Regions from separate parts of the Homo sapiens genome. Here region 2 is linked to region 1. Evidence: chromatin loops called from intact Hi-C (ENCODE). Cell type or tissue: CD14-positive monocyte. All regions are shown on one strand. Each heading gives the region's core, and the rest is flanking DNA. Links, peaks and the distances in the headings are about the cores only.

Region 1 (5,386 bases), core at 315-5,314:
GGTTGTCAAGTTTTGGTGAGCAACAAAAACATTTCTGGCTCTGCATCCTGGAAATGGATTTATAATGTTTGGGAAGAGGGGTGTGGACCCAGGTGTCTGTATTTTCTAACAAGCTTGCCCAGTGATACCAATGCATATGAAGATACTAATTCAGTGCATATGATGCACTGAATTCCATCACAAATAGCTTGAGTTCAGGGACCATGTTGTTCTTCACTTAAATTCTTTCTTATTCCTGTAACATACCATCATGCACATTTGGTAAGTGTTCATTGAATACTACTGACTTATTTGTTACTTCATTTCTCTTTCCTCCCAACTTTTCTTTTGTTCTGTATCTTAAAAAGAAAAACAAAGAAGGAAGAATTGAAGAATTGGGTCTTAGAGTTTCCTGACTTTCCAAGCTGCTTGTTCACAGTCTTCCATAATCTGCTACGTCAGTTCACCACTCTCCCACACAAACTCTTACGTCATGTTGAATCATTCTACTCTGAGACACACTTTGGTATATTTGTCTTCATTTTTTCTTGCTTCTGTCCCACACAAAGAGACCTTTAAGTTTCCTAAGTGGAAAAAACACTAGGTTTGGGAAAAAATTAGAAAAACTTGTGTTAGTTTCCTAAGTGGAAAAAACTCTGGGGTTGGGAGAAAATTGAAAAAAACTGGAAGAGACTTAGATTATCTTTTCATACAATGCCCCCATTTTAGAGCTCCCTGTGAGGAAACACAGGGAAGAGATGTGATGTCCCAGAGGCCACACAGGAAGTGCAAAGTCTAGCTGGGATTAGACTGCTGCTCTCTTGGCGCCTCGCTCGTGGGCTGTTTCCACTGCACCCCAGCCCCACCAGACCTTACTCTCCTAGGGTGGTGCTGATCATCAGTGATTTTCCTGAGTCCCACAGGTGACTGTGATATGGAAACAATGGCTGAGAACCAGGTTTAGCAATTTGCTTTGCTTACAAAATTATTGTTTGGTGTGTTAAATATTACTTTGCAGTTTAGTCAATAGTAATTGAATTTCTTTTTATGAGGTTAAATTTTTGTTTCATATGAATGTATAGACTGTGCAACATGGGCAACCTAGATCACTTAATTTTTGTTGTTTAATGGGAAGAAGGCAAAAATTTGGGAGCAGAAGAAACTGTCAATATTATTATCAAAGGAAGATTTGTATTTTCTGGATTTTTGCTTATGACTGACAACCTACCAGCATCAGAATGTGGCTTGCTGGGCTTTGGGCAGCATTTCCTTGGTAGATTGCTTTTCTGGGTTCCTAGCTGGGTTCTGGGACCATGGCGGGGAGGTGTCCTGACTTTTGGATAATTCAGACATGGCTATAGGAGACAATTTCAGACAGGCACGTGACACTTTTATCCCTAAGCAGAGTTGGAATGAATAGGTAAGAGTCACAAAGATTGCCAAGGAAGGTCAATCATTTTTACTAGGTTTCTCTTTATCACATTAGGTATGTCTTAGAAAAGGTAAGACAGACTTATGTTAAAGGAAAACTGGGCACTGTGAGACTCATGAAAAATATTCTTGGAACTTTGTGATCCCAGGGCTATTTCATTCAAATGTTCATTGATTCGTTCATGCCTGCATGCTTTACTCTTTTATCAGAAAGGTCGTCCTCTAGGCAGCTGCTTACCTTCTGTAGGATGATGTGAGCTTGTGTTTCCTGCAAGTCCAATCTTTTGGGATGAGGACCCTTTCTCCTTGCATCTTTCTTGAGAAGTTCTTGTAACTGTATATCTTTTCAATTCAATTTCCAAAATTTGTCGGGCTTTAATTGGAGACATTATAATGATATTGTGAAGGAGGAAAATAAATGTATAATTTAGATGTCATGAGGGTTGCTTATAATTTATTATAAACTTTGTCATCTTCGGTCTAGAACAGCTGCAGAGAGGGCTGCTTTTTTTAACTGATGAAAGAATGTTTTGACTTTCATATTTCATAGAATCAAGAACAAATTTAACTTAAATCCACAAATAATATTTGTAATGCTACTTAATACCATTATTGTTCATTTAAACCTCCTTTCTCTTGGACTCCCCTTTACCAGAATGCTTATAGGAAAAAATGCTGTAAGTTTTTGAGTTTCTTTTTTGTTTTTTCCTCATCAGGAATCCCCTCCAAAGAGAGGCAATTTAAGAAAGAAGGAACAGCTGGGTGCTGCAGTGGCTCACACCTATAATTTCAGCACTTTGGGAGGCAAAGGCAGGAGGATTGCTTGAGGCCAGGAGTTCAAGACAGGCCTGGTCAACATAGTGAGACCCTGCCTTTACAAAAAAAATTTTAAAAAATTAGCCACGTGTAGTGGCTTAAGCCTGTAGTCCCAGCTGTTCCGGAGGCTGAGGCGGGAGAATTGCTTGACCCCAGGAGTTCAAGGCTGCAGTAAGCAGTGGTCACGCTGCTGCACTTACCTTGGGTGACAGAGTGAGACCCTGTCTAAAAAAAGGAAAGGAAGAAAGAAGATTCTCCTAGCCTGGTCCTGAACAGCTAGAAACACTTGTCTTGCCTCCCACACTGAGACATTGTTCACCTAGGTGGAAAGGGCTTATAGATTTCTGGTGGCAGAAATCTGTCCACTCACCACATGAGGGTTGCCTTTAAGCACTGACGTGGCTTAAACTGCATTTGACCTGGTGCTTCGGATTCAAGCCAGTATGACTCATTATTTCAGATGTTTGGTTTGTGCTGTTATAGTTGAAGCAATCTGTAAGGAAAATAGAAAAGCCTGTTGTAAAAATATAGTCTGTCTCCAGGAAGGAGAATCCCCACGTCCTGACTGGAGGCGGGATGTCTGCACATGGCTTGTCTAACTTGTTATTTTACCTTAGTTCCTGGTTTGAAGCAGTCCTGAAAACTGTTCATCAGTGCATGTTGAGATGGCATAGCTGATTATTTTCACATTCTTGAGTGTGAATTCGAAACACACAGGGTACAAAGTTTGCTATCTGGTCCCTGAGAGATAGCTAGGCCAGCCAGGCTGGTCCCCAGACTCTATTCTAAGAGCAAGGAAAGAACACAGTGCTAGCACCCACTCAGAAGGCTAGCCACATCAGATGGTTTCTCTCTGAAGTTGAGATGTGACATGCAATTTATATTCTTTCTTTGGTCGTTGGCGGCTATGTCCATTCTATATGTGATTTAGTAATTAGGGACTGTTTGGCTTTCTAGAATCAAACAAAGACTATTATAAAATGTCAAGTTTTTTTACCTTCAACTTTTGCACTGTGTTTTCAAGTAAAACATTCTGCTAACTTGTAAGTTTGTCCCTTTTCTCTTTCTTGTGTCTTGGTTCTTATCCCAGGGGAACACTTAGGAAAAATTATAGAATCCCTACCCAAACAGTGTAGTGAAGGAACTGTTCATGATTTGTAGGGCTCTGGCTATGAACTGACTGCTGTGTGCCAGTTTAAGCTTATAGCCACTATTACTTTATTACAGGATTTTGATTAATTTGTTAGATGGTGGCTGTGTGTCAGCTGCTTGTTTTTAGAGCTTTCACCTGGGTGAATAATAGCTTCTATCTATTATGTATGTGCTAGAAACTTGATTTAACCCTTACAGATACATTAGACAGCGTATATTACAGATACAGTGAATAGCTAATAGTTAATTAATGTGTCCAAGGCCACACAGTTAGCTGACATCCTGCCCAAGTTGAGTCGGAGGATGTCTATACAAAGCTATGCTGCCTCTCCCCCTAAAAATAGGGGAACAGAGTTAACATGCTACATAGGGCCGAATGTCTTTAAGCCTCTCTTCTTGTCTAGTGTTACAGAAATAGCCATTGTTTTAGAGAAGCAGGATTGCATAAAGGCTAAGAGCCAGGATAACTGTCTGGCCCCCATACTTAACTAGCTCTGAAACCTTGGGCAAGCTCCTTAACCTTTTTCTATCTTGGTTTCTCTGTCAGTGCATAAAATAGTACCTGGGCTGGTGAGGCTTAAATGAGTTCCTATCTACGAGTTATTGGAAGAGTGTTCATAACAAGCAGTATGCAAGAGTTTGCTATTTTTGTGTGTGTTACCTTGAAGACGAATAGGAATGAGATATCCTCTCCATCCCCCCTCCTTCTTGCCTCATCAAGCAGGGTTCCCTGGGTCAGCTTGTGGATAGGTTTCAGAGTAGGGAAGGACTGGGGACAGTCATGCCGTCTGGTTTGTGAGTGAGGCCTTCATAGACAATTGGTCCAGCCTTGCTCCTCTAGGCTGTGTATGGAGCTCTCAGGTTCTTCCACACACACTTGGTCCTTCCAGTCTCTGGTCTGGTTACTTCTCAGGTTGCCTCTTCTCCCAAAGAGTGTATCCTTGACCACTACCAGATGTACTATAAATACATCATTGCTTGTTCAAATATTGATTTAGTACGCTCACCTGTTACCCATATGTTTCAACTAGCATGGTCACAATGGTATATCATAAACCATGACCTTCTGGAGACAGGGACCAGGTCTGTGAGGACCTTATGGAGCATTTTTTAAAAGAGCTTTTTGTCATGAAAATGATACTGTTTTTGGAGTGTGAAGGGAGAGGTGCTCGGGAGAGACAGCTGGGGCCTTTAAGTCCCCAGGCTGTCTTCCTCAATCGAAAACAAGAGGTGGAAAGATGTCACCAGGGATCTCAGGACCTTGCACTCTTGACTTTAGCTCTTCTTTTCCTTAATTCCAGGAACCTAGATGTCTTACTTGAGGGCTGTGAAATCTTTCTCCTGATTCCCATGGGGATGAGAAGTGAATCAGGAGTGTCTGATGCAGATACTGTGTCTGCTCCCCGGGAAAAGCACTCACTGTGAGCAGCAGCTGGCATCTCCTTTCGCCCCCCGTGAATGTCAGCACCCGGTAGTGTCCTGGAACTGCTGTGTAGTGACTGCTTCCAACCAGACACCGGGGACAGAGATTATGCGCGAGTTGCCAAAACCAGGCATGGGAGCACCTGTTGGCTTTTGTTTTTAATTGTGATAAAATACACATAACATAAAATGTACATTTCAAGCATACAGTTCATAGTATTGAATGTTTTCACACTGTTGTGCAACCATCACCACCAGCTCCAGAACTCTTTTATCTTGCAAAACTGAAACTCTGTACCCAAGAAACAATAACTCCTCATTCTGAATAATTTTTAAAATTCAGAAAGAGTAATCTGGATGGCCAGGAGTAATTCAGCTGATTGTGTGTGTGTGTGTGTGTATCTGAATTTTTCACTAAGTTGAAGAGTAATGTGTGTGTGTGTGTGTGTGTGTGTGTATCTGAATTTTTCACTAAGTTGAAGAGTAATGTGTGTGTGTGTGTGTGTGTGTGTGTATCTGAATTTTTCACTAAGTTGAAGAGTAATGTGTGTGTGTGTGTGTGTATCTGAATTTTTCACTAAGTTGA
Region 2 (5,386 bases), core at 133-5,132, 110 kb after region 1:
AGGAGTCAAAACAGGGATGTTTGTTTCTGTTTTGGCAAGGAGAGTTCCACATTTTTGCCTTCATGGCTTATTCAGTAACCCATAATTTTAATGCTACACAAATCTTATGTGAAGAAAAGACTGGTATGAAATCATTTTTTCCTGGGTCTAAAATAATCGCTAGTGTTATGTCAAAGTTAAGCCCGCACGCCAGGCCCAGTTAATGCTAGTCTTTCATGTGAAATGTGAAGCTGCCATGTTGCCTTTTCTCTTAGTAGGATAACTAGTAGCTGGTACATAATCACTGAGGAGCTATTTCTTAACATGCTTTTATAGACCATGCTAATGCTAGACCAGTATTTAAGGGCTAATCTCACACCTCCTTAGCTGTAAGAGTCTGGCTTAGAACAGACCTCTCTGTGCAATAACTTGTGGCCACTGGAAATCCCTGGGCCGGCATTTGTATTGGGGTTGCAATGACTCCCAAGGGCCAAAAGAGTTAAAGGCACGACTGGGATTTCTTCTGAGACTGTGGTGAAACTCCTTCCAAGGCTGAGGGGGTCAGTAGGTGCTCTGGAGGGACTCGGCACCACTTGATATTCAACAGCCACTTGAGCCAAATATAAAATTGTATTTACAGCTGATGGACTCAATTTGAGCCTTCAAACTTGTAGTTATCCTATTATATTGTAAACTAATACATTGTCTAGCATTGATTTGGTTCCTGTGCATATGTATTTTCACTATGTGCTCCCCTCCCCAGATCTTAATTAAACCAGATTTTGCAATTCATTCTTATTCTTTCAAGTCTGAGTATACTGGCTTCAATATGATGTGTATAATCTGATCAAGAAAATACCTATCAATCAGTCAACATTTATTTTAAACACTAACTTACATGTAATATTGATGAATGGAAAAAAGATATTCAGGTATTTTAAACTATCCCATTCACTAGTAACATATATGTCCCTACCCTGGGCTATCTTTCTTTAACGTCAAGTATGTATTTCTTCCTTGAAGAAGCATCAACACAATTGTAAATAGGAAAAAACATCTCAAGTATTGTAAACATATATTTTAAAGTAAAGCTATGAAATATGAAAATGCTCCGAAGTATTAAAAAGGGATTTTCAAACATAAATATGTAACAATGACAAGGGGAAAAGTTAACTGAAAGACACATCCTCCTCTTCCAACAACATCCCTAAAAATAAAAGCCAATGATACGGTGCCATTCCACATCCATGTTTCCTGAAGGTAATCCTGGCCATATAAACCCTCATCCAGAAGAGGTGGAATTCTAATTTATAAACTCAAGAATGACACTAAATGCCCTTCTCAACTCTCAACTCTCTGTATCCCATGAAGCATTTATTATTTCATACCAAAAAAAGGCAGTTTCTTCCCCTGATCTAGGGCCTATGACAGTTGAAATTAGATTCATGTTTTGGTTTCTAATAAAAGCTGACAAAGTTACCCATATCAGTTTAAAAAAACCACACACAGTTTTCCAAATAATCATGATTTGAATAACCCAAGAAAAATTAGAAAATTTCCATTGCTTTTTCAGCTGTTATTGTATTCCCCAAAAGTTAATCCACACAGAGAATGGACCCTGGTTGAATTTTAGCAGAAGCTGGGGAATCCTCCCATGTGCTTCCCCCGCTTCCCATCCTTAGTTGTTATCTAGCAATTCTGCTACTAGGTCCACTTTCCACACTGATCTTTCTGGAACATGCTGCATTCAAATTACACCTACACCCCCTTAAAGTTTTTGCTTAACCAAACAACCACTTACAACGGTCCTTACTAACGTGGATATTTTATGTGGATATTATTTCAGTAGTTTCAAACAATCTTTTTCAACTCTCAAACAATGAAGGGTAGGGTATCAAAGCAAACTTTACTCTTCAAAGCAGTAAGAACCAATAACTTTATTTCAGAGGCCCTCACTAGCAGCTGAGTCATTTGGCAGAGCCATCCCACTGCTCCCCCTACTACTATCTTCTTCCTTGCAACTTCCTCTCCTTACCCTGAACAGTTGTGCAAGATAAGTCTTGCAGACAAGAACTGCCAATTTTACTAAGGTACACAGGACACAGATAAAAGCACACAAAAAGAGGAAGTAGTGAAACCAAAACCACATGGGAAAGAAAAGTCAATCAAGTAACACATTGCTATTAGCAGCTTTTTAGCTTTTTCTAGCCAAACATCCTGAAAAATTGAACACCTACAGGTAGGCAGTCCAAATGCCTATGTTTAGGGGAAACCACTATGATTTTATTCACAAGAGACGAAAGCCTGAATTAAGGCAGTGATGGTAAAGGACAGTCAATGGGATGAATTCTATGTTAGGGAAAAAGAATGGGCAGGTGACTGATCAGAAGTGGAGAGGAAGGAGAGGAAAGAGTCTAGGATGACAGCCAGGTATTTAGCGTAGACACTGAGTGGAAGGTGATGTGATCACCAAGATGAAGACTCCAGAAGAAGCAGGGACAATGAAGGTGAGGAGGTTCAGCTTAGGCTGCCAATGTAGAAGTCCTGTGTGCAGCTAGGACTATACTAAGGAGAGAGAGAGATTTGGGAGTCATCAATACACCTGAGAGATGGTAAGTGTCCTTAGTTATTGTGCAACTTCTATGGGCAGATACTATGCTAAATACTTCATAAAATTCATTTATTCATCAAAATCCTATGAGATAGAAACTGTTACTATTGTTTTACAGATAACTGTCACTTAAATAACTGAGGTTAAATAATGTATCCCAGGTTAGAAAGCTAATAAGCGGAAAAGCCAAAGCTCAGATACATGTTTGACACCAAAGGCAACTCACTCAAACTGCTATGTTGTTTCCTTCTACCTGGAATGCACAAGGTGGGAAGGCAGCCAATGCAAACTCCTGGGCAATATCTCTACATTGTAAACACTTAGAATAACTTCCAAATAAAACTCCAAAAGGGCCTCACCATCACAACTGATGAAAACACTGCTTCTTCCTCCCTTTCAGAGAAAACACCTAGTGATTTTTCATAATTTTGAAGATGACACCATATGTCTCAATTTATCAATCATGATTTAGCTCAATCCTGAAAACAGACACAAGAAATTCATTAAGTATGTGACAGTGGGAAAATAAATGATAGGCTTTGACAGTTTTTATTGTTTTCTTAGTATAAATAATCTCTCATTCAGGGTAAGCAACTATTATAATCACATAAGAAGCATATTTAACCTAATAATAAGGATTTGTCCTCGACTAAAGTTTCTCCAAACACACAAACGCCAAAGACCCTTTAGTAAATTTACACTGCTGAAGAATGGGCAGCAGGTACTCACCTTTAGGTGGCAGGTGTTAGCATTTGGTCTGGAGACTTCAAAAATATATGTAAAAATTTTTTTTGTTGATTTTTTTTCTAGTATCTGTTGTCCCTAAAGGATGGACATGAATGACTGGAAATGTGGAAGGATGAAAGGGAAGACAACTGGAACGAGGCGGCATGGTGGGGCAGCCACGCTTGGCAGGAGTCAGGGGACCTGCCTGTTCTCATCATCCCTCTCCAGCCCTTCACCACCACCACTCACTGAGTGACCTTGGGGTAATTTCCTAGAACTCTACAAAAACAGAGCCAACAACAGAAATTATATCACAAGTTTGGTATGAAAATTAAGTGATGTATATAAAGCATTTAGTACAGAACACTGGTATATAATTAAGCCCACAATAAGCTATTATTAGAAAAAAACTAAGAAAATACTACCCACCCAGACTAATATCATTTTAAAATTACATTCTATGAAAGGTAACATAACTTGTCGAAACCAGTGTAATTTTACCTGGAGAGACTCAGTGGATTGGCTACCTGAGGCCACCATTTCTTTTTCCATCCTGTTATAACAGAGCATTCAGCTAATTATCTTTACCTTAGAGCTTTCAGGAAGCAGAAGATTTCTCAGTGGATGCAGGGTACTCAGTTACTCCTATTTAGCAAAAACAAAAACAAACAAACAAACCGGTAGCATTGGGTGAGCACATAAGCCATGTGAAACCAGAATGCTCAGAAAAGAAACCTGATTTGTCAAAATCTATTGGGATAAAAGACTTTTTAGAAAAGGAACATCCAATGCTGGCCAAGGATGTGAAGAAAGAGGCCTTTCCGTACATTGCTGATGGAGTTACATATGGATAAAATTTTTCTGGAGAGCAACTTGGCAAAGCACATGAAAGGTGCTTTAAAAACTATGCATAATACCCTTTAACTCAGCAATCTGTCCTAAAGAAAAAACAAAAGCCCGAGTCCCCAAATTTAGCAACAATATATTCCTTGATAAATTATTTATAACTTTAAAACCCTGAAAATCAGAACCTAAAGGAATAACAAGACTTTATGATACATACATATGATGTTAGCTATATAGCTATACTAAATGTTACAGAAATATATTCAGAGATATTAAAATCTTCAATACATATTTATATCATAACTGAAATAAGATAAACTGTTGTGTTAAGATCCTCCAGTTAAAAGTAATAAGAAACCAATTCAAGATAGTTGAGGGAGAAAAAGCGGTAAGATTATGAGGATAATGGGATAAGGGTGAGAAGTAGGGCTCCATAAAGGAAAAGGAAAGCCACTAAGATCTTTTCTATGTCATTCATTTTACATCTCCTGTTATGTCTGTTTCATTCTTCATTTTCATTGCAGACCAGCTTTCTTGGTGATTCCTTCCTCATGGCAGAAAATGGCTACCTCTTATGTTCCAATTCTGGAACAGTAGAGTTCTAGACATATCTACATTCAGAATAAAAAACTGATAAGCCAGGAATGAGTCCACTATGGCCAGATGACATCCAGTACCAATGTGGACTTTAAGGACCCAAAGAAGTGGGGCTTTTGAGGAGTAGGTAGACATCCCTAAAGGATGTACAAGGATGTACGGGGTCATCTCATTTTTAATATTAGGAAGTTGTCTTCCTAGAAAAATAGAAAGATATAAACCAGATTTTAATAGAAGTTATTCATGGATGTAAAATTATGAGAATTTTGGTTATTTCTTTTGCTTATATTTTCTATAATTTATACTGAAATATACATTAATTTTATAAATTAAAAAAGTTAATTTAAAAAACTAAACTATTGCGCCATTATGACATAAAGCTAAGTGAGGGGAAAATAAGGTTTTTAAAAATCCATATTGCTTATATCTCTTAACTAAACAAAACACATATGCATAGAAAAAGAATGGAAGACAATAAAATATTAGCAGAGGTACCCCAAGATGACAGAATTAAGGATTTATTTTTATTTTCTCATGTATCACTTTCTGAATTTTTAATTGTTCTACAACACATTATGTATTGCTTTTATACTAGAAAAAAAGTGTGAGGGATGCATAGGCCCAGTG

What was found. Hi-C counts contacts between places; a loop is a spot of excess contacts. Peaks named below come from ENCODE experiments on the same cell type or tissue, not always from the same donor. Only the 100,000 strongest peaks of a DNase experiment are listed, where the experiment ranks them.
Region 2: a loop joins it to region 1, with 2.2 times the contacts of the local background. A loop is called at or near these places in 2 of 110 quality-filtered maps.

What each region holds. Positions count from the first base shown.
Region 1 is chr5:78,592,599-78,597,984 of GRCh38, reverse strand. The region is part of intron 2 of LHFPL2 (LHFPL tetraspan subfamily member 2); the gene reads left to right. Among named protein-coding and RNA genes, the nearest start is that of LHFPL2, 53 kb to the left of the region's middle. RefSeq lists a silencer at 615-819 and an enhancer at 665-959. In CD14-positive monocyte, for the core only: no CTCF peak of the experiment used is centred there; DNase peaks (open chromatin) are centred at 2,644 and 3,744.
Region 2 is chr5:78,480,615-78,486,000 of GRCh38, reverse strand. It overlaps LHFPL2 (LHFPL tetraspan subfamily member 2), which reads left to right. Exons shown (of 5, transcript NM_005779.3): 5 at 1-771. SCAMP1 (secretory carrier membrane protein 1) reads right to left here. Exons shown (of 9, transcript NM_004866.6): 9 at 5,262-5,386. Among named protein-coding and RNA genes, the nearest start is that of SCAMP1, 120 kb to the right of the region's middle. In CD14-positive monocyte, for the core only: no CTCF peak of the experiment used is centred there; a DNase peak (open chromatin) is centred at 2,020; H3K4me3 peaks cover 1,346 bases; H3K27ac peaks cover 2,811 bases.